Linked DNA regions of Mus musculus: regions 1 and 2 are each linked to region 3. A link is a loop called in an ENCODE intact Hi-C map of the cell type or tissue named here. Cell type or tissue: left cerebral cortex. All regions are shown on one strand. Links, peaks and the distances in the headings refer to the core of each region. The heading gives the core; the rest is flanking DNA.

Region 1 (9,894 bases), core at 2,421-7,420, 140 kb after region 3:
ATTCTGTAAACTCAACCCTGGAAGGTAACCTGCTAACGCTGTAGTTCACCTGAAGCTCAGCCTCCATGAACTGTTGCAGCCCAAGTGACAGAGCAAGTGATGAATATTTAAAATAACACAAGTTCATTACTTGTCTTTCTTGATGGTTAGAAATGGGGGCAAAAAAAGCAACAGAATCTTAAAATACCATGGACCTGCCTATTAGTGTCTTACTCAGAGTAGATGTGGCTAAGAACGTTCATCCGAAAGCTAATCATTCTGTCCACAGCTGTCAGTCCCAGTGCTTCCCACACTCCTGGTAGCAGCACTTCACACACTAGGTCATTTAAAGCTCACATCAATACAGGGCGGTTAAAAATTTGTTAACCAAGATTCACAGAGGGCTAAGCAACTTTCCTAATTCACTTGCTTGATTGACAAAGGCAGAAACTTGAGCCCAGGTCCTTGTGCATTGCCACCATCTGATCTGCCTGTCTATAAAGTCACAGTGAACACATTCAGGGCAAGTTGTTTAACAGCACGGGTGTCTTCCCTGATGCCTCCAAGTACAGAGAGCTAGTCTTTTTCATTACCACCAGCCTGATGCCCAGTCCCTAGGCCATTTCTTGCTCCTTCACTTCCTTTTCTTAGCTTGCTGTGTTTGCACACCAGCTATCAGAACTCACACAGGATATTTAGCAAAGAGAACCGTGAAACTGTTAATGCTGCAGAAGTACACACTCATGTAGACACACACATATACACACAAAGATAAAATGAGTAGGTAAATATGGCTAACACTCATTCTCAAAGGGACTAACCATGAGGCAAGGGTGTTTAAACTTGATACAGTTGGCCAGGAGAAGTAACTGAGGCATACAGAGGTGGCAAGGCTTCCCCTCCTAGTTATGTTCCAAAAGCAGCCGAGAAGCTCTCAGACAGCTGCAGGCCTCTGGATCAATGGGCTTGGTCTAAGGAGCCATGCACCCATTCGGTCAAGATGTAGATAAGAGGGTCTGACACTGAGCCAGAATCATGAGGTCATTTGGATTACTGAATTAAGGAAGCTGTTTTTAGAACAACAAAGATAATGGAGAACTACTTTATATGCTAACTGTAAATTTTCATTAAACATGGAGAAATTGTAGATGACTATCTATTTAAGTAAAGAGATTCTTTTACATGAGTATAAACAAGAGGAAGAAATCAGTGGCTCTAAAGTTTAAGACAATAGTCACCACACACACAAATGCGCGCACACACACAAACACACACTCACTGGAAAACCACCACACAGAATGTGAAAAGGCAAATAATTAACTGGAAAAAAAAATCTGCTATATATTTACCGCAAAATTCCCCTTAATAAATAAAAAAAAGTTTTAATTCTACTAGGAAAGGATAAATATTCCAAAGGAAAATGATGATCATATATACAAATACCTTAAAATAAGTAAAAAAATATGATTTATGAGAAAAGCATCATTACTAAATAAAGAAATTCAAATGACAAGGTATCACTTTGGCAAATATAATAATAATGCCTAGGAGAGCACTCTGGAATCCTGCTGCAGAAGACTTTAAGAGGCTCTTTTGTCCTGACCCATAATTCCCATCACTTTCATGATCTTATCTTATGGGCCAGTGATGTCTTCACACACAAGTGACTATACATAAATGAACTGCATCTCTAGGAAGAGTGAAAGTAGTAAAAGATAGGCTAAAAATAGTTAGACATCCATATAGTAGGAGATCACACAGCAACTGAAAAAAAATTTTTAAGGAATATGTAAGGATTGCTTCCAGGGTTTATGATGTGCTGAGTGAAAAGTCAATTAAAATGATAAATATTCATGGAGAAAAGGCCAATTATATCTATAGTGGGATTATGAATCAATAAACTATCCACTGGGTGTGGTGGTCTTTAATCCCAGCACTTAAGGGGCAGAGGCAGGCAGGTCTCTGTGAGTTCCAGGACAGCCTGATTTACATAGTGAATTTCAGGCCAACCAGGGCTATATGAGACTATATATCATCAATACTACCATCAAAATAATTTAATTATCCTGTTTATGTTCTTCTTGCATTTTCAAATTTCATTCAATAAATTATTTTTAGAAGAAAAAAAGAAAAAAAAAAGCTAATCCTAATTATCTCACAAGCCACTAGATAATGTCATGGTGTATCAGAGAACAAAAACACCTGGAGGCTTGTAAGTCATTTCAGTTCTTGAAGAATATGGTCATGAAGACAAAGGGGAAGGAAGTCTAATTTTTATGCCAGCACTGTCCACTATGGTACGCATTTCTCAGTCCTCCTAAGGCTCTTATCAGAATTGCTGGAGCAGATGTGTCAAGGACTGAGCCTGAGAAAGCTAATTAATGCTGGCTGAGGGGGTAGTGCTGGGATCAATGTGGTTACTTGCATTGAAGGCTAAGCACAACTCAACACTCAGGTGTCTTGGCGAGGTGTTCCACAGCCACAGGTGTCTGTGGCTCCCGGACTGCATGGGCTGCATTACAGAACCATTCCTTCATGTCCGGAAGTTCTGTAGCAGCACTGTCCTAAGCAGGCTGCCTCAGACCTGAGAGATTCTCTTTGCTCCAGTCTCTTGGTATACCTCTTCCTATTCTTCATGCTCAAGCCATAGAGATTGTTAGCTGCCTGGGTCTCCTATGGAAGGGAAATGTTCCACTCAGGTCACCACACAAATATTTAGAACCTTCTTGGCAGATGCCCAGGTGCTGATCACACAAAGCTAAGCCTAGAGTTCAAGAAAGACTTTCAAAAAGAATTGATGAGCAGTTCTACAGCCTGAGGGAGGAGTGCCCAAGCCCTTCAGGCTCTGTGATGGGCCAGGCTTGAGGCAGCTGTGGTGATGGGGAAGAGGCTAGGGCAGCGGCTAGAGCAGCCTTGATATCTGTCCTTACCACACAGCATCAGAACTGCTGGAGCAGTGTGTCAAGGACTGAGTCTGAGAAAGGCCAATTAAGGGCATCACACCTTCCTTTAAGGATCTTGGCTGGTTTGCTTTGTGCCTTAGCAAATGAACTCTCTTTTCCACCTCAGTGGAGGTTAGAGTCCTACATCTTTTTTCTCTTCCTCGTCCCTACCCATGCTATGGCAATTAAAAACTCAGGGGTGCAGGCAGCAGTAGGCTAGGAGGAAGGGGGTTGGCTTCAGGATACCCTCCCTAAGGCCATTATTACAGAATACTGATGAAAATCTGGCCCAGATGGTGGTGCTGGAGTCATTCTGAAAGGAATGAGTCCACCTGGAAGCAGGACCCATTTCAAGTTACAAGGAATTCCTTGGAGGTGGGAGTAAGCCGGGGATAGGCATGGGCAAGAGCCGCAAAGGGAAGGGCGTGTCCGGCAGCAGCCAAGCTTCACCTACGGCCAGGCTGGTTCCTCAGGAGGGCGCCAGTTAAGGAAGGTAAGTCCGGGAGGGGCACGGACAACCTGGGAAAGAGAAAGGACCTAGGAACTATGCAGGGTGCCCCCCACCCCAACCACAGATGGGCGGGGCCATAGGCAGCAGGTGGCCAGGCACTTGGGGTGCGAGGATGGATTATAGAAAGCAAGAGAAGCCTAAAGGGTGTCCTTTTGGGGGCTTAGGGGTTCCGACCTTGTCCTTGAGCATTTAGAAGCAGGCAGGTCGCGTTCTCCACAGCCCAAGACCTCCCTGAGCCGTAGTGTGCAGGGCCTGTCACAGGGCCGAGGCTTCGGACGTCCACATCATCTGCCGGCCGGACACAGGTCTCTAGCCCTCCCGCTGGGCACTCCCTCAGCGTGGCCCGGCCGCTCTACTGGGCTCTGCGCCGACTCCCTCCCACGCCGCGGCCTCGCCACACTCTGTCCCCTCACACCGCCAACCCCCACGTGGCCTACTCCCCTCTCCCACCCCTAGAGGCTGCACCCCTCCGGGGCAACGGTACCTGGGACTCTCAAAGCTGCACCCCCTGCGCCGCAGCGCCGCCCTCTTCTGCCGCAGGAGCGCAGCGGCAGCCCCGCCGGGTTCCTGCTCCATCGCCCCGGGCGGGGGCCGACGGCTCGGGCACACTCGGGTGGGCTCGGGCCTCGGCGGTGTTCGGCCGGACGCTCAGCTAGCGCGCCGCAGCCCACGCCCCGCCCCGCACCCCTCACCGGACCCAAGCCCCGCCTCTGTCCCGCCCCAAACTCCAGCCCAGCCTGGGACCTCAGGCCCCGCCCCGAACTCCAGCCTAACCACGCCCTCAGACTATTCGCGGGGTCCAAGCCCCGCCCCTACTCTAATCAGGTCCCTTGAACACGCCTGAGGCTTTAGGCCCCGCCCCTACTCTAACGGCCTAACCACGCCTCTGGCTTTAGGCCTCACCTCTGCCCCGCCCCCATTCTAGCAGGTACGCCTCTTCCGAACCTCTGGCTTTAAGCCCTGCCCCTAGCCTAGCGAAGTTTGCCTCATCTCTCCGGAGCTAGTCTCCGGAACCTCCCTGATCTCCTACCGAATCCACTCCCTTTGGTCCTTTTTGAGGCCTTGGCCCTCCCCCTGCCTCGCCCCTAATCTAGAAGATCCTCCCTCACCACTCAGCTGGGTTTAGGCCCCGCCCCCTCACCGCCCCAACCCAGTCTATTTGAATTAGGTTCAGGTCCCGCCCCTGTCCGCCTTTGCCCCGCCCCAATCACGCAGATCTCCTCTCAGCTCTGCTCAGGCTCCACCCGTGCCCCGCCCCAAGTACCAAGCCTTACCTATCAGTGGGCTCAGGCCCCACCCCAAACCCTTATCCAGTCAGTCCCTTTGCCCTTCAGCTTTGCCAAGGGCCCGCCCCATCTCTTAGCCAAACCCACCTCACTCCCTAGTCTGGGCACAGGCCACGCCCCGAGCTAACGATCTCCGTTTCTCCGGCCCTTCTCAGACCAGTGCAGGCCCCACCCTGCCTCTACACCAGCTCCAGCCACGCCCCTCCTGAACTGGCCTCACCAAGATCTTCTACCCGCGCTCCCTCCGTTCTTCTGTGTAGCGCACGCAGGCTCCCAATGCCCACTGGATCCTCAACTTCGTCGGGTCCACGGCCCATCACTCCCGCTCCTTACCATTCCCACAGATCTAGGCCCTTCCCACCTACCCCTCCAGCACAGAGCGCTCTATCGGCCCGCCGCTCCACAGCTCCGATTGCTGGATTCTCTGCTGACCCTCCTCACCTCAGCACCTCTTGGTCCTTTCTATCGTAGCACCGCCTTCTTTTGGGGGCCGCCTTTCTCCACATCCCGCCCACAGGCATGGCCCCCAACCCCGGAGCTCCGCCTCTTTTCTCTTGAAGCTGAGGTCTGTACTTAGAGCAATTTTGTTCTCTCGTCCCTTGGCTATTCCACCCCAAGAGCCCTCTAGCTTCCCCGCCTACAAGTCCCGCCTATCTAGCCCCGCCCATGTCGCCTCTTTCTCACTTCAGGAGTGCCTGGATGGTGCGGGTCTTCCTGCCTGAACTGGGGTCCACCATGAGGTTTGCGCTACCTCAGGATCTAACCAGTCAGCAAAAGGAGGTACTACTGTCTCCTGGTGGCTGTTTGTGGTCTGACACAGTGAGGCTGAGGGGAGCTTTGGTTGTCTACCAGTTGTGGGTTCAGGTTTTCATTCATAACCTTCCAATTTTGTGACAGCTCTAACCTCCACCCCTCATTTCCTCCCCGAGTCGGATGCATCATCTGAGTTCTGTAACATTGCACTGTAGTTGGGTGTGGAAATTCATCTGAGTTTAAGTAAGGATGGCTTTGCCATCTATTTCTAGTTCAGTTTCTGTTGCTGTGATCAAAAGCACCTTAGGGAAGAAAGCCTTTATTTGTCTTACAGGCTACAGCCCATCATCTGGGAAGTCAGAGCAGGAGCTCAATGTCCCAAGCAGAAACTGAGGTCTGTACTTGGAGCAATTCTGCGTCTCTTGTCCCTTGGCTATTCAGCCCCAAGAGCCCTTTAGCTTCCCCTGCCCTACACAAGCCCCGCCCACGTTGCCTCTTCCTCACTTCAGGGGTGCCTGGATGATGCGGGTCTTCCTGGCTGAAGCGGAGTCCACAACGAGGTACAACAGTTTGGAGCTGGAAGGGTGAGGAACTCAAGAACTGAATCAGCACTTAACAGATTTTCCTCTGGCTTGCTCACCTTCTTTTCTTATCTAGCCAAGTACCACCTGCCCGGGATACTACCACCTACAGTGGGCTTAGATCCTTCACAGCACCCCACCACCACTACCAAAAGCCCTCACAGACCTGTCTACAGGCTAATCTGATGGAGGAAGCTGCTCAATTGAGAGTTCCTCTTCCCAGGTAAAGTGTAGGTGTGTGCTAATTTGTGCAGCAGGGCTCTTTCACTGCGATCACAAGGTTCTGGTCTCATTCAAGCAGAGACAGGAGCAAGAATGGGTGTGTATGCCTGGGAGCTGCCACTGAGATCCCCAATCTACTCTAGTTCCTGCGCTCCTGCTCGCTGGCGCTTGCTCTCTCTCTGCCTCCCTCCCTCCCTTACTCCCTCCCTCGCTTTCTCCCTCTCTCCTTTACCTCTAATCAAACTGGAGTGGGTTTGCTTTATGCATCATGACTTCCTCCTGACAGATCTTTTCAGATTATCACCTTGACTGGAACTCTCCCTCAGTAATCTCGGGTTGCCTGCTTTTCCCCATGTGCATCCTGTCCTCTCTGTCTCCCTGACCCCCCTCCCCCCACTCCTACAGCCTCCTTAATGTTCTGCGACTTCTGATCTGAAAACTCTCAAGGCCCCCTGTCTTCTTAGGTATCCCCAGACCCTCTGCCTTCCTCTCCAAGAGATCCACAATATTGTCCCTGTTCTTTCCCTATATATTTACATCCTAGTTACTCTCAGCAGAGCCCTGGGCTCCTCCAGGCATGTAGCACAGCAGCTGCCTGTCAAATTGACTGCATGTGACACTAATAAATAGAACGATATTCATTGGAAAACACATTTAATTTCAAAGTAAACAAAGATGTCTGTACATTAAAGTATTTAATTAGTGAAACAATTATTATCAGTGTAACAAGCTGAAAAATACAGCAACTTGATACAAGACTGAGGTAACAAAATACTTCACCAAAAATCTAAAGACTCCCAAGGAGGGATGATGTTCAGTGGTTATTGCAGATGAGACAATTTACAAATGTTAGAGAAAAGTCCTCACACAACTGCATGCAGGGTCTGCTGGGAAAAAAAGACAGCTTAAGGGGGGGGGTGCAGCAGATTGAACAAGAAACAAAGTAAGATGTGAAAACTCATTTTCAGTTTACTTGGAAGAACATGTAAGAAATTGAAAACTACTCTTTATACAACATTTTGAATGCTAAGTGGGAAACCATGCATTTTGGCACAAAATTTATTAAAGAGTATGCCTCACTAATAAATGAATTACTATTATTTCATTACTGAATGGTCAAAGTCCTTCCAAAATGGCAGATGACCTATCACCTTGCTGCGGTGAGTGGCAATTTGGGGCTGTCCATGGGACACACACTTGTGCAGCAGCAGCAGCTTACAAGATGGACCAAAGTCCAAGTCCTCGGCTCCCAGGGACACGCAGCTCCCACTCATACTGTATATGAATTAACACTGAAGTTACAGAGTAAACGGGGTGGGGGGCTGTGCGTACGGCAAGCACTCAGACCCTACTCTCTCATCCTGCCTTTGGCGTCTTCCCTGGAACCATTCTTGAACACAGATCAGAATCTGGCTGCTTAGAGCCAGCCAGCCTCCCATGTCGGGACTCCAGCAAGTCCTCAATGCAACTTACTCTCCCAACATTTCCATTCAATCTGGTCTTCCTGGAAGAACCAATGCACACGATTGTATTCAGGAGTAGGGGAGAGATAGGGTCTTGCCAAAGTTGGCTTGTGAGGTGGTAATTATTTGGTCATTGACTGGTTAAGTTCTACAAAGGCCAAAATTGGATTTGTCTTGTTTCTAGCCTTTTTCAGTCTGGGTAGAGCCTGGGGTATAAGAAGTATTCACTTGACATATGAATGTTTATGCAATAAATACACTTTCAAAAGGGCTTTGTGCAGGGTGGGTTTTTTGTTTGTTTTATAACATGAAATCACCCAACATATCAATATGACACAGGGACAGTTTAAGGGTCACACAGAAGAGAAGCTGTGCTTTTGGCAATATTCAATAGAGGTTGCAAAGCTCTGGATGCCACGTGCAGATTAAAGCAGCCTTGGCTTATAAATGGCTTCCCAGTTTTACAGATCATTTTCCATCTGAAAATTGATATTAAAAAATAAACAAAACAAACAAAAAACCACCACACCTTTCTTAGGCTCGAGAGGCAAGAGTAAACTGATGGAAGAAACACTGGCCATCTTGGTAAGGAGGAGAAATACAGAGAGCCTGTTGGCGAGCCACGGATGTGTCTACCTGCTCAGCATCAAGTGCCCCAAGGCATTCAGCCAGGGCAGGGGAAGGCCGGACTCTCCTGCTGGCTTGTGTAGGAGTGTTTCCCACCAAGTCCAGCATCCACAAGGTATCTTGCTTGCCAGCGGACACTTGGCTGACCTTGTATTGCAAAACTTGTACACTGGAAAGGGGACAGAGGTTTACTCTTATTGTGAGTGAGAAGGCTTTTCTTGGGACTTCCTAATTCTACCAGCTGCCCATCCCAGTTTCTAAACAGCATTCTACAGCTCTCAGTTTGGGGTGCCATGGTCTGTCTCCAACAGTTTCACAGTATTTGTGTACGATGGACAGTGGAGCAAAAGTGCAGAACAGCTTCCTTCAAGGCTAAGAGTCCACCAAAGGACCACTGACTCTGTCATGTGACCTGGCCACCTCCCCTTGCAGCCTTGTGTGACAAGCTGTGCCGAGGATATCAGCACTGAGCTTGTATGCTTGGCCTAAGGCCCTGCTTGGAGAGACAAATATCTTTTAACTCCATAGACAGGGCTTTCCCACTACCTTCAAGGCTCACAAAAGTCCTACAAGGCTTTTCACTAATAAAGTTCAAGCAGTTGTCTTCAAGAGTTCATGGTAAGGATGCTTGTGGGAGGGGAGTTTGGCTTCATTTAGGAAGATTAAACACTTTGAAAATAATTGTGATTGTGCTCTTTCAGATTAGGCCTGGAAGAAAACACTGTGTCTCATAAGACAAATCTGTAAAGGGCAGGAAGTTATTTGAGTGGGATGAAGTTCTGGGGTTTTGATGTCTTGACACTGCACATGCAAGAATCCAAACAATGAGCCCAAAAGCAGACACCTAAAGGAAACTAGCAGCTGATGGTCTGGCTTTCTAGGAGTTAACAGGCAGGCAGGCAGGCAGGTTTGGAGTTGGAATAGATTAAAGTGGACCACGAATGGTTCTGCTTGGAGGTGCCTCAAGTGTCTGACACCGTCATCCATCTTCTGGATTCTAACTGGAGCAACGTTGATAGAATCCAGTGCATACAGCTAGTGCACACAGCTGGACCACTGGTGGGGGTGGATGTGCAAGGCAGCTGTGGTCAAGGTTTGATGGCATCAACTTTACCATGTGGAGTTTCTCTTGGCATGAAAATATCCAGGCTCTGCCCACAGGAAGGCTAGCTTCAGAGTACAACAAACGTACGGCCATGACAACAACTAATCACCCCATCAAGTCATCCATGTTTTAGAGACATGTCACCATTTGTTTGTAATACAGTGCTTTCTGGTGGTAAGTTCATGGTTATGGTGTTGTCTGCAGCTTCTCCATTATTGTTGGGATGGTTTCATGATTGGGTTACTGTGTAAAACCATGATACCCACAGGGACCCAGACATTCAGCCTTTTCCAGAAAACTGAGGGTTTTCTTCTCAGGGTTAGGGTACCCAGATTCAAGGAGGAAGAGGAAGAGGAAGAAGGACAGAGAGCATCAGTGATGACAAAGGGCAATACACTTGAATTAAAATGTGCAAAGTAAAAATC
Region 2 (9,894 bases), core at 2,736-7,735, 360 kb after region 3:
CTGGACAGTCTGCCAGAGCCTGATACAGGCTTCCACCACAGCACGGGAAGGGCATGTGAAGCACTTATGCAGGGCAGGGCAGCTGTTATTACTTACTGTAATGTCACTGCCAGGGTTATTACTCACTGTAGCATTGTGTCCTTCCCTCACAAGCTTCTAGTCACAAGTTCCCATTCTCTTTTCCAATGTAAACAATTAGCTTTATTTTTTTGTTTGTCTGTTTTGTTTTTTAAGACAGGGTTTTTCTGTGTAGACCTGGCTGCCCTTGAACTTAGAGGTTCGTCTGCCTGTCTACCAAGTACTGGAATTAAAGGCGTGCACCACCACTCTCTGGCAAACAATTAATTTAAACATTAAACAAACAAACCAACCAACTAGCCAGTGCTCTGTGCTTTGTGAGAATGTGGGCTTCCATTCCTGGGAAGGTTGCTCCCCATAGCGGGCTCCAGGGAACCAAGCATGGGATTCTCCCATCTGTCTTCCCCTTCCCCTGGCCCCAGTCTACCTGTGTAGCCCATCATATTTTCCATGGAAGGCAGACGTTAGAAAGGCAAAAGGCTTGTTTGTGTCTGCCTCCTGCATGTCTCAACATGACAGAAATAGCCTCACTGATGGACAGCAGCTCTCATCTATCCATGTGCAGAAAACGGTTGGAGCAACACTCTCCCATCCAGGACAGGGCCTGAGGCTGCTGAGTACCTGGGTTGGGACTGGGTGGGAAGCAGTGGACAGATAGGCTGGGACACAGCAGAAGGACATCGTAGGCTACAGGGAGGAGTGCATGGAGCAGTAGAGGCAGCAGTGGGGGAGGGGTGCGGGTGGGCTTGCGGGGTTAGGGGTTTTCCTTGGAGGTACTGGGAATCCTCTAATTCAAGGTTGTGAACAAGTGGTAGCAAATTCCATTTCTATTTTATTTTGTGTGTGTGTGTGTGTGTGTGTGTGTGTGTGTGTGTGCACACGCATGTGCATCCTGTGTATATGCTGATATACTCTCAGAGGCTAGAAGATAGCACTGAGTCCCTTAGAGCTAGAGTTACAGGCAGTTGTAGGGCTGGGAACTAAACTCAGGTCCAGGAGAAGAGCAGAAAGTCCTACCAATCTCTGAGCCTTGTCCTCAGCATGTATGCGTGGATTCTGAAGGACTGGGGCAGTCCAGTTTTCCTGCACATGATGAAGTGTGTAACTAGGTAGGGCATTAAAAGGGCCAACATGGGGCCACTAAGAAGAGCCACAGTGCTGGTATGAAGCTGAGGAGGGGTCTTCCGGGTCAGGAGATGGGAGGTGGCCTCAAGCGTGCGAGCACAGCATGGGGCACTGGGTCCCAGAGCACAGTCAGCAGAGGCTCCTTCTCACTGCCTCAGCTGTGTCCTCCCATCTTACAGGTGCTGAGGAAGCCCAGCGAGCAGGACAGGAGCCTGTGTGGCCACAGCATCAGTGCCTGCCTCTGCTCTCCCCTCGTCCGATCACAAGTGAAGGGTTCACCAACCCTTGCTCTGTGCAGGATTCCAGCCCTAGACCCAAGGACAGCAAATACAGCTTGGCCCTCAGTGCCTCTGCCACAGAGGCTTTGTCCCGGACTCTGGAGACAGGACTTGCATGCATTCTGTAAACCTCCTCTGTGGTAGTCTGAATGAAGATGGCCCCTAGCTCATAGGGAGTGGCACTATTAGGAGGAGGTGTGTCCCTGGCAGTGGACTTTGAGGTTTCAGATACCATGCTTCCCATCGTGACAATAATGGACCAAACCTCTGGACTATAAGCCAGCCCCAAATAAATGTTTTCCTTCTAAGAGTTGCCATGGGCTTGATGCTTCTTCACATCAACAGCAATACTAAGACGCCACTCTGCAGATGTAAATACAGTGACTGAGGGAGATGGATTCAACTATTATGTGCAGACACATCTTTTCACATCTGAACTCTGTATCCATAGGGAAGGTGGTATCAGCTGCTTAGGCTGGGCACAGCAGCCTGTACACACAAAAACCCATTCTTCCCACCCTCCCTCGACCTCTCTACCTCTCAGCCCTCCCCACCCTGTCTCCTGCATACACAGGCAAACACACTCTTGCTGCCAACCCTCCTGGAAACCCAAACAATGCAAGAGTAAAAGCAGTTCTCATGATGTAATTCCTTAAGAGCGTGGCAGCTGTTATCAGAACCACAGAACAACCCCGCGTCTTTCTCTGCTCTTTGGGGGTGGGGGGAGTCCCAGAGAGGGAAAGGAAAAGCCCAGATGCAGCCCTGGGTTCTTCCCAGGCAAAGCGCTCCTCAAGACTGTCAGCTCAGGAAAGCACAGGACGGCCTGAGATGAGCAGGCCAATGAGCAGGCCCTAAGGGCAAAGCAGAATGATCACTTTTTCCTAAGACAGTAGAGGCTGTCTCAAAGAAAATGCATACAACCAAGCCTGCCCAATTACAGGAGTGTGATTTCTTCCAAATGTTGCAAGCACGAATGAAAATGGATCCCAAACAGGTTGGGAGAAAGAGCCGCATCCAGGGGTGAACTGGGATGTGCTGTCACGGTCACTGCACTGGGAGCACCACTCTTTGCTGGCTCATGCACAGAAGCTGTGTGGAAGACCAATGGGGAGGAGCCTGAGCCTGCTCTGCTTCTGCCCCTCCTCCAGTACTCTCTATTTTAGAAGTCACAAGCATGGGCCCTCCTGCAGCAGGGCCACAGTGAGTCAGACCTGCTGTGGCCAATGGGCTTTAGAGAGCGCTCTGGGAAAGGCAAGTGAGGAGATGTGAGACACCCATCTTTGTGAAGATGGCTCAGAAGTCTGGGAAGAAGATTCCCTTCTGCGTTGTTAAGGATGTGGGGTGTCTAGATCAGGAGTCTAGTATTCTGGGCCCCTCTCCACTCAATCACATGCTTGATTTTAATGATTCAAAGAACATCTGCCTTGGGACTAAGCAAGCAATGTTACTTCAAGGAGAGGGGTCACAGTCTCTGCCCGGCAGGTGCAGAGATGCTTCTGTGCTTCTCTGTAGCCAAGTCTCCTCCCAAAACCCAAGCCACCCAAGACCCCTGAACAGTCCCCCACTGTGTCCCTGCTTCCACACGGTGACCCTTGCCAATGAAGATTCAGAAACGACAAGGTGTACAGTAAAGGGGTACACGATCCTACACACAAAGCCAGAGAGCCCTGAGCTGGGATGCCTGGTGCTGGCCTGGTTCACAATGAGGCTCTTGTTCTCTTCAGTCACTCCTCCAAGTCCTGAGACCAAGTTCCTCTTCTTGAAACCAGGAGGGTAGGGGTAGGTGGTGGATCTGCAATCACACGTTCATTAACAAACACCACAAGCACTGTCCTTGGCCCCAACTTCGTAACAAGTAGCTGGGCAGCCCCCAAGAGGAGAGGAACTGTGCCAAGAGGATGAGGCGAGTGGGCAGCTGGCAGACAGAGGCACACAGGGTCTGTCACCTGTGAACAGAGGCTAAAGCAGGGGCTCAACCAGCTCGCCAAGCTCTTGCAGCCCCATCCCACACGCTATAGGGCCCTGTTGGGATGAGAGGGGTGTGAATGTCCACAAGTGTGTGAGGACAGGGGACATTTTCACAGCACTCCATAAACTGAGTTTGCTCTCCACTGCATGAAGTGCACCCCCATATTTGCTTTCTCCTCTCCAAACTTTGCTGGAGAAACAAACAAACTTAAAATATGAATGAAATGGTTTCAGCCCTGAAACCCGGGGAAGGAAGACATGAATGAGCAAACAGGACTAGCTTGAGGGAAGGAACTCTGGGTGCCAGGCATCCAGCCTCAAAGTCGGTTCCTTTCCACTAACGGCATCCAGCAATAAACACAACAGCTCAAACCAGAGCAGACCTGGGCAAGGAGTTTAAAGAAATGTGCAGAAGTCACCTGAAGAAAACAATAAACTCTCATTAAAAGGTTTTAAGGGCTTGGCTCAGGGGCAAAGGCTCACGCCACCAAAGCCTGACAACCTGAGTTTGGTCCCTGGGACCCACATGGTAAAGACCTCTGTAAACTGTCTTCTGACCTCCACACACATACACACTCAAACACACACAGAATCAATAAACTTAATGTTTTTGTTAAAGAGTTCTAGGGGCTGAAGATGGCCCCTTGGTTAAAAGTACTCACTGCTCTTGCAGTGGACCCATCACACACACACACACACACACACACACACACACACACACACACACACACCTGCCAGCACCCATGTGGTGGCCCCCAACCATCTGCAACTCCAGTCCCGAAGGATCTGTCGCCCTCTTCTGGCCTCCACAAGTAGTGCATGCACTCAGTACACACATTCATGCAGGCAAAACACCAGTACACATAAAATAAAAATACGTTTAAATCTTCCTTTTAAGCTTTAACTCCCTTTGAGACAATAACATAAATTCATCAATTCTCCCCTCTATACAAGCATCTGAGAGGCAGAGCTGGATCTCTCTGAGTTCAAGGCCAGCCTGGTCTACAGGGTGAGTTCTAGAACCGCCTGAGAAACCCTCTCTCAAAAACCAACAACAAAAAAGCAAAAACAAACAAACAAAAAGAATAAATGCTCAGCAAAAGGGAATAGTTAAACAGACCCCCCCCCAAATTAAAACATTTGAGGAAAAACAGATTTGTGTTTTTAGTCTTAGAAGAAAGCAGCTCTCCCTCAGGGTCACAATAATGTCAGGAAGCCAAGGAAACCAGCGGCCAGCATGGGTGTGTGCGTGCTCTGACTAGCTTCCTGTAGTGTTGGGGATGGAACCTGGGTTCTGCCACATACTAGGCAGATCTTTGGCTACTGAGTCACCCATCCATGGCCCACCTGGCAGATTTAAATGTTAACAAGCTTAACTTCAGGATAGAAAGGGAACATGGAAAGACCAAAGGCAGCCAGTAATGCCAGGAAAAGGTTTGTGGGATCACGTGGCAGGTGATGACTGAGCATCTCTGATGTGGAAAGTCCCCTGGCTGGACTCCTGGCAGACACGGCACCTTCAAGCCTGGAAACATGAAGACCCACAAGAGCTGAAAGCACAGCACGAGGCCATGGCTGCACTCAGCATGGCAGGGACCATCAGGACAGGCCACCAGGCCTGCACCAGGAAGCCACAGACTCCAACCCACACATGCGCTTCTGTGCCCCATTACACTGCATCAGACAATCAAGACATCAGGACTTACAGACAATGAAAGATGCCCACAGCTCAGGCGCCTGCTCACATCAGCACACTCATCCAGCCAACAAATGTTTGCCCAAAGTCCTATTTGTACCAGGTACTATCCTGGATTCCAGGGACAAAGCAGCAAGCAAGAAGCCGGAAACCCCTCAGTAAACAGCAAATAAGGCATTCAGTAAATACACGGCTTGTCAGCAAGTGATACTAGATAAAGAGGAGAACTAGAGAGGCCCATGAGCAGGGCAGGGAGAACTGGCTTCCAGTTGGCACATCTCACTAAGAAAGTGCTTACACAAACACATGCTTGAGGCTGCTAACAACACATGCACACACATGATGAAGACATACAGAAAACCTGCTACACAAACTAACAGCCCTGCCTCCCAAAGAAACTCCAGGTGCACTTAAATGTCTACCGTTTTGTATACTTCAATGCTGTCTATTTATAGTAGGTATGGAAAACACTTGGAGCAACACAGCACCTAGGGGTAAAAGTAGTTGCACACTTGAAAGGCAGCTCACTGGATTAAAGACAGCCTCTGGGTAGGGAGGCTGGAGCTCTGTGTGGCAATTTGGTGCCACCTGGTGGCCAGTTGTTTAAATAAATACTGGTATTCCAACAGTGCCAAGTCAGATTCACCAAGGTGTACAATAGTATGAAGCTATGTCTGCCCTCTGAGCGGTGACAATGAGGGACTAGGATGTCAGAGTCAGGGTGGAATTTGTTTAGCTGGCTTGAATTTTAAATCATATGTGTCTAATGACTCACTTATTTTTATAAATTAACTCATTGTAACTGACAACAGTTGGCAGTTCACCACTGGACTGAGGTGGAGAGAGAGGGCTGGCAGTACAGAGCCAGAGCCCAGGCCATTAGCAGGGAGTCTGGGAGACTCATACAGGAATGCCAGGCCTCGGGACACAGGTTCCTCAGAATGTGGGGGTGCCCAGCGTGAGGCCAGAACCTGGAGTGGCATGTAGCTGCTAGGGCCTCTAGAAGGGAAACAGAGATCAACAGAAGAGGGTTTTATGCTTGTCTGGGTGTTAAATCTTCAGGCTGCAAGGAGGAGCCACACACAGCCAACCCATGCCCAACTGTCCCTATGGAAGAAAGCCATTTTGGCACAGGAGAGGGCCACCAGAAGCACTGGGTACCTGACACAATGGCAGAAGCAGAGGAGCTAGGTGGGGCATGCAGCTCAGTCTACCAATGGGGCCTAGTGCAGCTCTGTGTTGGAAGCTGTGTGTTAAATGCTTACAAGTTTCTTAAAACACCAGAGACCTACTGTGTAGGGATGATGGCAAGCTGATGGAAAAGGCTGGAACACACCCCAGGAAGGGGTTAGGACATGAAAGGAGGGACAAGGCGAGGAAACGGGAGCTGCATTTCTAGGATCTTCAACACAGGCAAGGCAAGCATCGGGGCAACGTCGCTCTGTCACAGAGAGTGGGATAAAAGGCTCAGTTGTATCTGCTGGGGTTGGGAGCTGTATTCTTTGAGCCTGAGTTTGGCACATGGAATAGGAATCCCCTATGCAACAGTGGCTGAAACTACAAGTTAGTACTATCACAAAAAGAATGAAAGAAATGGGGTAGCAGCCATGGCTAACAGCTGGTTTCATACCCCGTGCAGAGACTTGTTTAGGCAGTCTATTGGGTTTGGCTGTGCATTATCTTCTCAATTAAAACAGGAAATCTATTTTTTATTAAGAAAATTTTAAATTAAGGAACATTCTAGATAAGTAACTGCACCGTTCTGTCATTTCTTCTTCTGAGATTGTATTTATAAAGGCTGGTGGAAGTGAGCCTGAGATGAGCTGATCCCACCTAGGCCGTGTGGCCTGAGGGTGAGGGGGGCAAAACATAAAACTACCATTCTGGCACCACAGGCTCCGAACAAAAAGCAAGCCCGAGATGACCACCAATCAGACACCATGTAGGCCTGGGCAGGCAGATCACACCCAAAACATCCCCTGCCTGGTGCCTGGTGCCACACTGTGTGGCCAGGGCATAGCATTTCTGAGACCACTCCTAAAATGACCCCAGACCAAAGATGCCACTAAGGAGCCAGGAGATGGTGGAGAAATGGAAGAGAAGCAAAAGATATGTGTACAATGAAGAGAGGCAGACTCAAGGGTAGTGAGGGACAGCCTGACATGAATAGCCAGGGATGCCACCTAAGACTATGCTGAGGTCCTGGCCTGTGCTGCCACTGAGGGCCATGTCTGAGTCTGTGTCCCTGCAGCAGCAAGGGTCTGTTACCACCAAAGACTAGACAGACATCCCTGGTCGGAGCTGCCTCCCAAGACCATGTTGGTGGCTGAGAGCTGTGCAGAACTGGCCCCACCCCTTGCCTGGACACCATGGGAAAGCTACTAGCCCTAAGGGCGTGAGAACAGGAAAGCTGACCCTGCCCCTAGTCAGCTATAGTACTCAGGAGAGCAATCCCCACCCCCACACATCATCCCAGGAAGCACAGTGGAGCTTCCCTGGTTTCAGGAGTCACGGGTGACCTGGTCTCGAGGGTATGAGTATGGGAAAGCTGGATCTGCCGTTCATCTCCCGTGGCATGGATAAGAGAGAGATGCCCTCCATTGCCCCCTACTGCAGGTAGGTGAGCTGGCCTCTAGGTCATCAGAGCAGAAGAGCTGGCCCTGACCCTCACTTGCTGTAGCACTCAGGAAAGCAGGCCCTGCACCTTGCCTGGGCAGCACAGTAGAGCCAGCTGTGAAGGCATGGGTGAGCCAAACCCTGATAGCATGAGACAGGAGAGCTGTATCTACCCCTTGATCACTGCAATACTGGATGATCTACTCAGGACAGGGCTAAAGAGCTTGCCCTGGTGGTGTGGGTGCAGGGGAGTTGGCAGGCTGACCAGCTCAGATACCACTCAGGTCCAGATCCAGGGCTTTGAGTTGGCCGATCCCACATGTACCCTACCAATGAACCACTGGAACATGCGAAGAAGCCAGTCCTATAGATACAAAGCTCCAGGAGCTCTGTGACACAGGGCAACAACAGGATAGTCAAAAGGAGACCCACTGAGGTTCCAGGATTGATAGTATAGCAGAAGCCAGAGGCTTCAAACCAGATCAAACATTCACTGCAACGAACATTTGCAAGCAAAGAAGTATGGATAAAAGGGTATACTGTGGGATATACTATAGCTTTCACAACAAGATATTTTTCTTTTGGAGAGATTACAAAGGAGGAAGGCAGGTCCCAGGGGACAGGGAGATGAGTGGGATTACAGTACATGATGTGAAATTTACAAAGAACCAATAAAAAGTTTTAAAAAAGAAAGAGGATATGAGATAATGGTTAGATCATACTGTTCCCACATGGCCCCTCCCATTTCTAGGCACTCCACTGCCCCTGTGTCTGAAACAAACTCTACCCACTGCCCTATAGGACTCAGTCAGATGTGAGAACATGCAGAGTTTGCTCAGAAGGCAGCTGTGGGTAACTAAAGCTCTTAGGATAGGGCTGTGGGTGATGCCTGAGTGACCCTCTTCTGGATATCTTGGAAGGGTGGCCAAGAATGCGGCCACGCTGTGACCCAATCCAGTAATGAAGATGACACATGGTCCATCACCTATTTAATGGGTGCTGTAGGAAGTCTAGATGCAGTGTCAGCCTGGAGATGGACACACAGTAGGGACATTTACAGGAGGGTTGCCAAAGGAAGAAGTGGCCTTTCAAATAAGGCACCACACCAAGAATGGATGAGGGAAAGCGGCAACCCTCTCTGCCAAGGCTTTGCTCATAGCTGTGTGCAGGGTATCTTCTCCCCTGTTCACAACAGGCTACCCATGTGGGATAAGCTGGTAACCTGTGACCTCACTAGGGACATAGATCAGCCCAAAATGCCCTGGGGTTGGCAAGGCTGGGAAACTTCTTCCAGCTTGCAGGCAAGTGGGTGGCTACTACACCTCTCAAGAAACAGTGCTAGTGAGACAGACAGCAGACAGCAGAGAGGAGCCCATATGCAGAGCCAGGCTGACCTGGGCTAACCCACTCCACTGCTTGCTTGCTATACGCTTTCTAAGAAATCCACAGCTGAGTCCACGTCCCTTTATGCCCCACATGGTAAACCAAAAGAGCTTTCCAGCATCCTCCTTGGGAACCAACCCCACACAGGTGGCTATGTTTTAGGGAACACACCTACATGCTACATCAATTGCCCTTCCACTCCTCAGGATCAGGGCTGACAGGAGATGAAGCTAATACAAGAACCTGGAAATGCTGTCCTGACACGGCCTTTAATATTTTAGTGGCTGTTCCTAACCAAACAGAATCTTGACACTTCAGGAAACACTCTGCCTCTTCCCATACTCTTTCCTTAAACTCGGGGATGGGCACAGAGAGGTGGAAGCTGGGAGCCAGAGCAGAGCCCACGTTGGTTTCAGTGCAGTAAGTTATAAGCAGCTACTGTGTGAGAGACACTGGGTAAGACACAGCTGCCTTCAAGGAGATTCGAGCGTCTAGCCAAGAAGGTAAGGCAGAGCAGACTAAAAGATACAGATGCAAAGCATGGCAGGATGCAGAGTGTAGCCAGGATCATGAGAAGAGGCTCAACAAGCATCGTGAGTATTAAAGGAAAGAGCGTCCATAAACTAGGGTGGAAGGAGTGGGAGGGAATGGCCAGCACACCTACAGTGCCTAGAAGGCAACAGTCATGCCTGCACATCCTTGGCTCCCTCACCCCCAGCACTTCAGAGCCACCCAAAACTTACATGGTGA
Region 3 (9,894 bases), core at 2,526-7,525:
GTTTGGGCAGCTCCCAAATGCCGGTAACTCCATCTCCAGGGGCTCTGTCCTCTTTTGGCCTTTGTGGGCAACTACAGTCATGTGCACATACACACAGGGGCACATTGCATACACATAATTTTAAAAATCTTTTTTTTTATTATAATTGAACTCAGGACTTCTGAAAGAGCAGATAGTATTCTTAACCTCTGAGCCATCTCTCTAGCCCATTAAAAAAAGTCTTTTATAAAAAAAATCTAACACTTATAAAATGAATTTTGATAAGTGTACATGCATGCATGTATGTGCACCATGTGTGTGCCTCCTACTCTTGGAGGTCAGAAAAGGTCATTAAATCCTCTGGAATTGTAGTTACAAATGGTTGTGAGACACCATGTGGGTGCTGGGAATTAAACCAGGATCTTTGTGGTGTGAATGTGCTTGGCCCAGGGAGTGGTACTATTAGGATGTGTGGCCTTGTTGGAGGAAGTGTATCACTGTGGGGGTGGGCTTTGAGACCTTCCTCCTAGCTGCCTGGAATCCAGTCTTCTGTTTGTCTTCAGAGCAAGACAGAACTCTCAGCTCCTCCTGCACCACGCCTGCCTGGATGCTGCCATGCTTCCATTTTGATGATAATGGACTGAACCTCTGAACCTGTAAGCCAGCTCCAACTAAAATGTTGTCCTTCAAAGAGTTGCCTTGGTCATGGTGTCTCTTCACAGCAATGGACACCCTAACTAAGAGTCCTCTAAAGTACTCTTAACCGCTGAGGCATTTCTCCAGCCCTTCACATTCCAATGTATCTATAAGAGGAAGAACAATTGCTGGGTTCACATGAAAGAACACAGCAGGGCTCAGCTCAGCAACAGCCTGTTTGCCTGGTGCATGCAAGGCCTGGGGCTCCACAGCCGACACTGCAAACCAAACCAAACAAGGTGGACCCACTCAAGTCAGGGGATCTGGACGCTCTCAACGGCAAGGATGCAGGGTTCCCGGCATCACGACCTCCCAGTCGTGAGATGAATTATCCTAAGACGCTGACGGGTGCCCTGGCCTTGTTGTTTGAAAGCAGAGGAAGCAGGAGGCTTCATTCATCTTTCCCAGGGCTCCAGGCAGGAGTGCAGGGGGCCCCACCCCAGTGAACAGGCAGTAACAGGGCCAAGAAAGAAAGCTTATTTATATTATAGTAAAATTAAAAAGCAGCATCTTTTTTTCCATAAAAGAAACATTATATGACATAAGTCAAAATTTTCGAAAAAAATAATTTCCATCTAAACCTATAAAATATGAGAAGGGTTGCAGAGAATAAGAATGAACGTTTTTGATTTATTCAAAGTTTTGATCTAAAACCTTAATGAAATCTACCACCTTTATTACAAGGGGACCGACGGTTCTTGAATGGAAAGAAACAGGGTCGAGAAAGATGGCACTGGACACTGGAGAAGTGACCCACCGGCTGAGGGCGCAGGAGGTTTGGTCCGTGGATCGCTGCCTGGCCGAAGGCGCGCTGTGTTGAGACTGGACGTTGGAGCTGCTTGAACAGTATAAATTTGCGTAAGAAAACTAAGGATGGCCAATAGGGCATAGACTCTATTTCAAGTCAATGATGTCTTCCTCTGAGGAGGCCATGAGCTGGAAGGGGCTGCTGCCTGAGCCCGGGCTGCCCTCTTTATCCACCCCAGCGTCCTGCTCAGAACTTGCCCAGTGGTTGTGGCCCTCGGGATTGGCTTCTGATGCCGGACTTTCCAAAATTCCTGATGGGATCCTGGAAGAGAGAAGCTGCTGTCACAGGGTGGGAGGACCGAGGTGAACAAGTGCAGGGTTTCACTTCTTAGGGAGTCTGTGATCCCACAAATGCCCCAGAGCCCTGAATGCTGCCCTCCACCCTGTCCACGTGACCTCCTGCGGCCTCCCTAGCACTCTGTGAAGCTGGTCCCTTCTTCTCTGTGTCCCTGGCCATGCACCGTGCTCAGAGCAGTGGCTCAGAGTCCTGTTATCTGTGCCCGTTCTTACCATGCGGTCCAAGCCAGGCCTGTGCTGCTTCCTCTGTTCTTGACCCTTAGCCAAGTGGGCCTTCTACCTGCCTTCCTACCATGATTTATTGTTGTTGTTGTTTATCATTATTTTTATTTTATGCAAATTGATGTTTGGTATGCATGTATATCTTTATACCTGTGCATCTCTGTGCCCTGAGAGGCTAAAAGAGGGCATTGGGTCCCCTAGAACTGGAATGACAGATAATTATGAGCTACCATGTGAGTACTGGGAACTGAACTGAGTCCTCAAAGATCAAACAATAAATGCTGTTAACTGCGGAGATATCTTTCCAGCCCCTTAATATTATTACTGTGAACCAGGGTCATGCTAGCCTTGAACTTACAATGATTCTTCTGTTTCTACTTCCTAGGTGCTGATATTCCAGGCCTGAGCCATCATGCCCAGCTACTTACAGTGGGTTTGTTGCTGTTTGTTTAACACTCTTTATTTGTTAGGTGGTGGTGCTGCACACCTTTAATGCCAGCATTCAAGAGGAGGCAGAGGCAGAGGCAGAGGCAGAGGCAATTTGACAATGAGACATATCTACTCCTGACAGCACCCCCTTCTTAGTTCAAAGAAGAATTGAGCATCTTCACATCCAAGCAAGGTTGCTTATTGTGACAAGGTAGCCACTGAGTGGAAACTGCCTATTTCATCTGCAGAATAAATACTATCCAGAAAAAGGACACATTATGCAAAATAGTCAACTGTTGACTCTGCCAAGACAGGGTATGCAGGTAATTCTATTTTGCTAGGGTCTGTCAGATGACCCTGGGCCAGCATGCTAAAGACTGATGCTACAAGGTTTTGAGTAATTAATGGGCTGTCCAGGCAGTCGGCTGTTTCTACGGTTGTTTGAGAAGCTATGTTTGGTGCTTCCTAAATACCCAGGTAATGTTTAAATAGTTTTCAGATTTCTGACGGGACTGAAGACTAGTTTTAGTCTCAAAATTATACTCAAGTTGTTTAACATTAGGAGAGAGGTTATAGAGTGGAAGACATGTTTTCAGATAGCACTGTCAGCTAAAGTCTAACATACTCCAGTTAGAATCATAATTCTTTCAGTTAGGAGTGATGGTAGAGTACTTTATCTAATTAACAAATATGATGGACTGGATGTCATTTTTATATCATACTATATAATTTACATGATTGTTATGTCTGGGAGAAGAGTTTTTTAAAAATATTTTTTATTGGACAGAAAAGGTGAGGTGTAAGGGGCAGTGCTTATGTTAAAGTCCTGTTCCCCACTTGGTTTTTGATCTGTCAGAAAGCCTTGGGCCAGTTGCTGGGCGGAGGTAAAGGTGGGACTTCTGGGCCCTGCAGGTAGAGAGGGAGATGTAAGGAAGGAGGACGGAGTTCTCGATGCTTTGGAGAGAGGAGAACTGGGCAACCAACTGAGGTCTTGGGAGGAACTGGGGCCTGTGGCTACTACTACAGGTCAGGGATGATTGGCAGGGACTAGGTGGGACGAGCCACTGAAGTTTAGGGCAGGTGGGAGGTATGGAGCTAAGAATATAGATAAAGGCTCGTTTTCCAGGTGGGAGATAGCAGTGCCCAGCAATTGTGCCAGAGGCAAGTAGAAAAGGGATGAACTGTGTGTTTATTGTTTGTCCTGGATTCAAGGGGAGCTGGGTAGGGATTGGTATTGTGATCACCTCTCGGAGTAAAGGCGGTTAGAGCTTAAAACTACATGCCACAACCTTTTCTAAAAAAAACAAAAAACAAAAAACAAAAAACAAAACCCATCTCTTTCTGTATTGTTTTTTTCTCACACACATGTGTACATTTGTGTGTGTGCATGTGCACAGTTTTGTGCGTGTCAGGCAAGGCTCTAGCTGAGCTGCCTCTAGTCTCTCAATATATTTTAGTGAACATTTGCTTGATTGCTGGTGACAGTGTTCTCTTATCTCGGCCCTGTGCTGTCAGCTGTCCTTTCTGGGACCTTCATAGTGGGGTGGGTACTGACCCTGTAGGGTGCTGGGCTAGTAGACTCTTGGTGTTAGTATTCCTTCTAGGCTTTGCCCCACAGTTACCTGGCAATAGCCAGGTATGCCTGATTCACTATAAAAGAGGCTGCTTGCCCCTTCTTACTCTTTTATCCTCTTACTCTCTTACTCTCTGCCTCTTCTCCCTCTTTCCCCACCTATCCCCCCTCTCTCTCCACATGCTCCTGGCCAGTCTCTCCCCCCCACCCCCTCTTCTCTGTCTTTCTCTGTTTCTACTCCATCTTCAACTCCCCTCCCCATTCCCTAAATAAACTCTATTCCATACAGTATCTGTTGTATGACTAGTACCTGTCTCTATCAAACATATCCTGGCTCTTTCTTTCTTTTTATAAACATAACACCTGGGCATGCTGGCGTCTGCTGGCCACCATCCAGCAGAGCAGGGCCTTCTTACCTGTCACTACTAGCTGACCTCACAGTCTCTGGCTTGGGGCCTCCTTGGCTTTCTTCCAACCGCTTCCGGGTTTTTGATTTGGCCCTTGGTGCTCCCTCTGTTTTGGTTCCACCATCATCAGAGAGGCCTACATTATAGAGGAAAACCACAGGCCAGTGGACCATTACCACAGGGGACAGAAAGTTCTTTGCAAATTTCACACAGGCATATCATAAGTTTTGATCAAATCTACCCCACTTCCCTCCAGTTTTCCTGCCCACTTTATTTTATTTTTGGTTTTTTGAGACAGGGTTTCTCTGGGTAGCTCTGGTTGTCCTGGACCAGAGCTTTGTAGACCAGGTTGGCCTCAAACTCAGAGATCCACCTGCCTCTGCCTCTGCCTCTGGACTGCTGGGATTAAAGGCGTGCGCTGCCTTTTGTTCTCATTGCCTGTTTCCCCTGTTAACATGGCTTGGTATGCTTTCTGTCCTAGTACTAGAGATTACCACCATCCCTGGTGGGAAATGGTACAGTATTCTCTGGTGTAGATGTAATTATGATTGACAGATTTATAAATCTCTTCTGAAGGGAGTTTCTTTACATTACTTTATCATATCATTTGTGTGTGGATGAGAGGACAGCTTGAGTCAGCTCTCCTTCAGCCATATATGTCCTGGAGCTCCAACTCAGGCTGTCAAATTTGAAAGGAGTGCTTGAACTCTCTGAGCCTCCTCACTGGACCCATTGTCCACCCCACCCCCCTTTAAAAGATGTCATTTTCTTTCTTTTTTAAAACGTATTTATTTATTATGTATACAATGTTCTGCCTGCATGTATGCCTGCAAGCCAGAAGAGGGCACCAGATCTCACTATATAGATGGCTGTGAGCCACCCTGTGGTTGCTGGGAATTGAACTCAGGACTTTGTAAGAGCAGTCAGTGCTCTTAACCTTTGAGCCCTCTCTCCAGCCCCTCATGGTTCTCTTTTAACCTCTGGGTTTTGAAAGTGATAGACAGCCAAAGGTGAAACCGCTGGTCTAGTCACAAGCCGTGGGGACAAAGCCTGGCAGCCATGGTTACCTAGCAGTTCCCTGCGGGTCCTGCTTGCAATCTCTTTAATTTCCATGCGGGAGAGGGACAAGGAATGCGTGACAGGAATGGCAGCGACTCCAAGGCCGATGGAGGTGGGCGGGGTGATGACCTTGGAGACTAAGGGTGATTTCAGAGGTCGCTCGATGCTTCTGCCCACAAGGTTTCTAAGTGGAATCTTGTACAGATTTTTAGACTGAATTTCACCTGAAACACAATTCGGAAAAGACCAGAACTTTAGGCTCATGTAATTATAACGGAACAACTTCTTTCTTTAAAAGTTTTAAAGTACAAGCTGGGCAGTGGTGGTGTTTGCCTTTAAGCCCAGCACTATGGAGGCAGAGGCAGAGGCAGGTGGGTCTCTGACTTTGAGGCCAGCCTGGTCTATACAGAGAGTTTCAGGACAGCCAGGGCTACATGGAGAAACCCTGTCTTAAAAAAAAAAATCCAACAAACAAACAAACAACAACAACAAAACCAACAAACCAAACAAAACTCCCCAAAAGGTTTAAATTACATTTATTGTATGTGCACATGTGTCCATGTATGGAGGTCAGATGTCCCAGGACTCAGCTCTCTTTTTCCATCTGTGACACAGGGATCCAACTCAGCTCGTCAGGCCAGATGGCAAGTGCCTTTACCTGCAGGACCATCTTGCTGGCCTGAAAATAACTCCTTGTTTCTTCACATAATTAGCATGAAGATGCTTCCTTCCTTTTTTTCTATTAATTTATTTTTTTATTCACTTTTTTCCCGATTGCTGCAAAGCTTCCCTTTTCTTGAGTGAATTTGATAAAATACACTTGCTGCCAGTTGTGCTTACACAGAAAAATAGTCAAGGCAAGGAGAGCAAGGACCTGCGCCTGGGACACTCATCCTAACAATAAACAATAAAGATGACTGATGGGCAAGGAGTTACAAAAACCCTTGCTGTTCCCAGCCCCACAGGAATTTGGCAAAGGCCTCTGAGATATCAGCAAACCTAGAGTGACACACTGTGGCCTGAGGGCTGAAGATTTAGCCTCAAAACCCACTAGCACCCCCATGAAACCCACTATCTCCCCTATGAAACCCACTAGCCCACCCCCCAGGAGAAACACATGAAGCTTGCAGCTGCATGCACTCTGGAACACTGAAGCAATGTTTTGCATAACAGGATTTCGCCTGTTTTTGTTTGTTGTCTGAGTACGTGTGGGATTCTCTGTTTCATTCACCGCGCAAGTGTTGGGAGCAGAGCCAAACAAGTTCTTCCTTTTTAGACAGTGACAATGTCAACAACTACTTCTTGTACAATTTTGTTTTGTTTTTTCTTTTTTCCAAGATGGGACTTTTCTGTGTAGTCCTGGCTGCCCTGGTATTCGATCTGTAAACCAGACTGTCCTGGAACTCAGAGATCTGCCTGCTTCTGCCTCCTGCGAGCTGGGATTAAAGGCGCATGGAGCTATGCCCGGCCTGAATAGTACTTTTATAGCAGGTGTAGCTCTGACAATAACCCTAAGACCTCAGGCTCTAAAGCGTGTATTAAGAAGACAGGAAAAGCTAGACTTTACCTTCCCCCAGGGAAGAAGGAAACAGTGGAGTGTCCCGGGCTGGTGGTGTCTGAGGAGACGTGTGGGCACTGGCTCCCTTTGAGCTGCCTCCAGATGAGCCTTCATGCACAGTCGTGGCTGCTGTGAAGTATATATCTGACTGGAAAGAAAGAGGAAGCGTTACCAGCTGCCCTGTGTGCCAGGCTCTGCACACACTGGCTGTCCTGCACCCCTGCCAAGGCCCTGACTGGTTCCCAGGCTAGAGCATGACTTCCTGACCGTCAGAGCATGCAGTGCAGGTCTGCATCTGACCCAGCCATATCATATTTCCCAAGGTTTGCTTTCCTTCTCTCTGCACTTGCCTCACATCACAAACACAACACAAGGCACGCACACTTCCCTCAGGAGTCTCAGGATTGGGACAGACCTCGGGGATTCCATCAGGACCATTCTGCAGTGAGAAAAATGGATGCTTGCTTCACTCAGTCAGCAGATACGCCAGCATAGCTGTCTGTCTGCTGATTTTGGTGACCACAGTAATGGGACATTACATGTGTCTCTGAGAGCCAGCTCTCAGGAATTTCACAAGTCTGATCTTAAACATGGCTATCAATAAAAATTTAAAGCTATAAAATTAGCTTTGTGTTGTTTATCCACATGTGTGTGCCTTATGCATGACTGTGTATCTGCAGGGAGGGAGGAGTAGGGAGGAGGGAGGACGGAGGAGGGAGGCAAGTATCCTGCTCCATCTCTCGGCACCTTCCTTCCCTAGGACTGGGTATCGCTGAAACTGGAGCTAGGCGGTGGCCAGTAACCCCCAGTAACCATCCTGCCTCTGTCCAGTATTGCACACACCAGATTAATAGGCATGCTTGTGGCCACACTTGGAATTTTACATGAGTGCTGGGGACTTGAACTCAGGTCCTCATGCTTGCTCTGCAAACACTTTTACATGTTGAACCCTCTCCCCAAACAAATGGTATAAACTTAAATATGTCAGAATTAACATCAGAATCTAACCATTCTTAATTATTTGGCTATATTTACTGTTACTTGGGAACTCCCCTCTGGCTTTTCCTGATTCTGGTGTCATCATATCCAATGGATGGACTCTCAGCATCAGATACCAGTATGAAGTTAGATAAAACTGTGTTGAGCAGGCAGTGGTGGCGCACGCCTTTAATTCCAGCACTTGGGAGGCAGAGGCAGGTGGATTTCTGAGTTCGAGGCCAGCCTGGTCTAGAGAGTGAGTTCCAGGACAGCCAGAGTTACAGAGAAACCCTGTCTCGAAAAACCAAAAACCCAACCCAACCCAACCCAAAATGTATTGAGTCTAGGGCAACAGCCAGATTAAGTTCTAGTTTAAGAGGTGTGATTTGTTTCTGGTGAGAAATATATTTTTTTTAAAACTTGTTTAATTTTATGTGTATGTGTGTGTTTCCAAATATATGTCTTAGGTACCATGTACATGCAGAAGGACTAGATCCCCTGGAACAGACATTGTGAACCACCACACGGGTACTGGGAATTGAACCTGGGTCCTTTGCAAGAATACTAAGGGATCTTAACCACTGAGCTATCTCTCCAGCCCAGAAGTTAATTCAACAGTTGATTACACATTAGGTGTTTTTATTTCTGAGTTACAGTTTTACTTGTATCGCAGACTAGCTTGCGCATCACTAGGCAGTTCAGACTGGTCTCAAGCACAACAGCAATCCTCCAAACAGCTTGTAAGTGCTGGGCTTGCAGATGTGAGCCACATATCTAGCTCACATCTGGTTTCAGGACAGATCTCTTGACATAAACCCACTGGGACAATAATGAGTGGATCAAGGTAGGATGCCAACTGTAAACTTAGGGTGAAGTTGAACCCGTGGCTTGGTTATAGATGCAAGGGTTCAGAAAAAAAAAATGTATCTTCTGAGAACTAAGTGGTTTTAGGTTTTATGGAGATGGGCATATTATACTGTTATCTGTAAACTAAGATTATGTTACATCAGTAAACTCACAGTCCACAATCACACATGCACACACGTTTTTAACATGTCCATATTTTGGAAGCACTGGTCTACACACAGGTACATAGTCACAGCCGTGGTGCAGCAGGGAGGCACAGCAGCAGCTGTCTCCAACCATCATGACTAAGACCAGGACTGGGAAGGAGCCGGAAGGGAGGGGGCAGGGGCATGGCCTGGAAGAGTGAGAGGGGCCTTTGTGGGGTGGAATCACGGTGTGGACACTAGACAAAGACACCCTGGGTCATGTTTTCCAGTGTCCTTCCAATTTGCGCATCCTCTGAGTTACTGGTGTGGGTTAGAAGATGAGACATGTTTCACATGGCTGAAACACCTGAAACTGAAGCTTGGCAGTGAGCAGGGAGGAACGTGCAAGCTCCGGGTAAAGGCACCAAGGTAAAGGCTTGCCACCAAGCCTGGCAGCTGGCATTTCAGATCTGGGAGCCACACTGTGAAAGGAAGGAGCTGACTGAGGCAGGTGGTGCATGCATACATATACAGTCATAGACAGACAGACAGACAGACAAGACACACCACCAATCATAGTTAGATGAAGAGAAGAAGGTGCAATTACACAGTTGAGTGCCTGAGCTGCCCTGGGACCAGTAGGTCTCCTGAAGCAGAGAGAACTGTGTGGAGCTGTCCTGTCTCCACCTCCCACATAGGCTCCAGGGACTAAGCCGAGGTCATCAGGTGTGTACAAGTGCTTCCCTTGCTGAGCCACTTCACCAACCCTACAAGGAGGGCACACACACACACAAACACACACATACACACACACACACACACACACACACACACACACGGTAACCCTGCTGACCAATCCACACAGCAGTTCCACCTCCCTTTTGGCATCCACACACA

Evidence for each region. Hi-C counts contacts between places; a loop is a spot of excess contacts. Peaks named below come from ENCODE experiments on the same cell type or tissue, not always from the same donor. Only the 100,000 strongest peaks of a DNase experiment are listed, where the experiment ranks them.
Region 1: it touches region 3 in a loop (2.8-fold over the local background); 14 of 42 quality-filtered maps call a loop at or near these places.
Region 2: it touches region 3 in a loop (1.9-fold over the local background); 9 of 42 quality-filtered maps call a loop at or near these places.

Annotation. Positions count from the first base shown.
Region 1 is chr2:33,126,508-33,136,401 of GRCm38, forward strand. Garnl3 (GTPase activating RANGAP domain-like 3) reads right to left here and starts at 4,112. Exons shown (of 30, transcript NM_001355200.1): 1 at 3,917-4,112. The coding sequence starts at 4,008. It overlaps Ralgps1 (Ral GEF with PH domain and SH3 binding motif 1), which reads right to left. Exons shown (of 20, transcript NM_175211.5): 20 at 6,912-9,894. In left cerebral cortex, for the core only: CTCF peaks have their summits at 3,202, 3,943 (motif pointing left) and 5,515; DNase peaks (open chromatin) are centred at 3,381, 4,294, 4,619, 5,274 and 3 more places; H3K4me3 peaks cover 3,018 bases; H3K27ac peaks cover 1,616 bases.
Region 2 is chr2:33,343,562-33,353,455 of GRCm38, forward strand. The region is part of intron 1 of Ralgps1 (Ral GEF with PH domain and SH3 binding motif 1); the gene reads right to left. Among named protein-coding and RNA genes, the nearest start is that of Ralgps1, 23 kb to the right of the region's middle. In left cerebral cortex, for the core only: CTCF peaks have their summits at 4,276 (motif pointing left) and 5,736 (motif pointing left); DNase peaks (open chromatin) are centred at 3,244, 4,246 and 5,730; H3K27ac peaks cover 1,309 bases.
Region 3 is chr2:32,985,087-32,994,980 of GRCm38, forward strand. Garnl3 (GTPase activating RANGAP domain-like 3) reads right to left here. Exons shown (of 30, transcript NM_001355200.1): 27 at 7,037-7,175; 28 at 5,478-5,693; 29 at 4,420-4,546; 30 at 1,139-1,744. The coding sequence ends at 1,570. Among named protein-coding and RNA genes, the nearest start is that of Slc2a8, 8.0 kb to the left of the region's middle. In left cerebral cortex, for the core only: a CTCF peak has its summit at 5,246 (motif pointing right); DNase peaks (open chromatin) are centred at 5,360 and 7,203.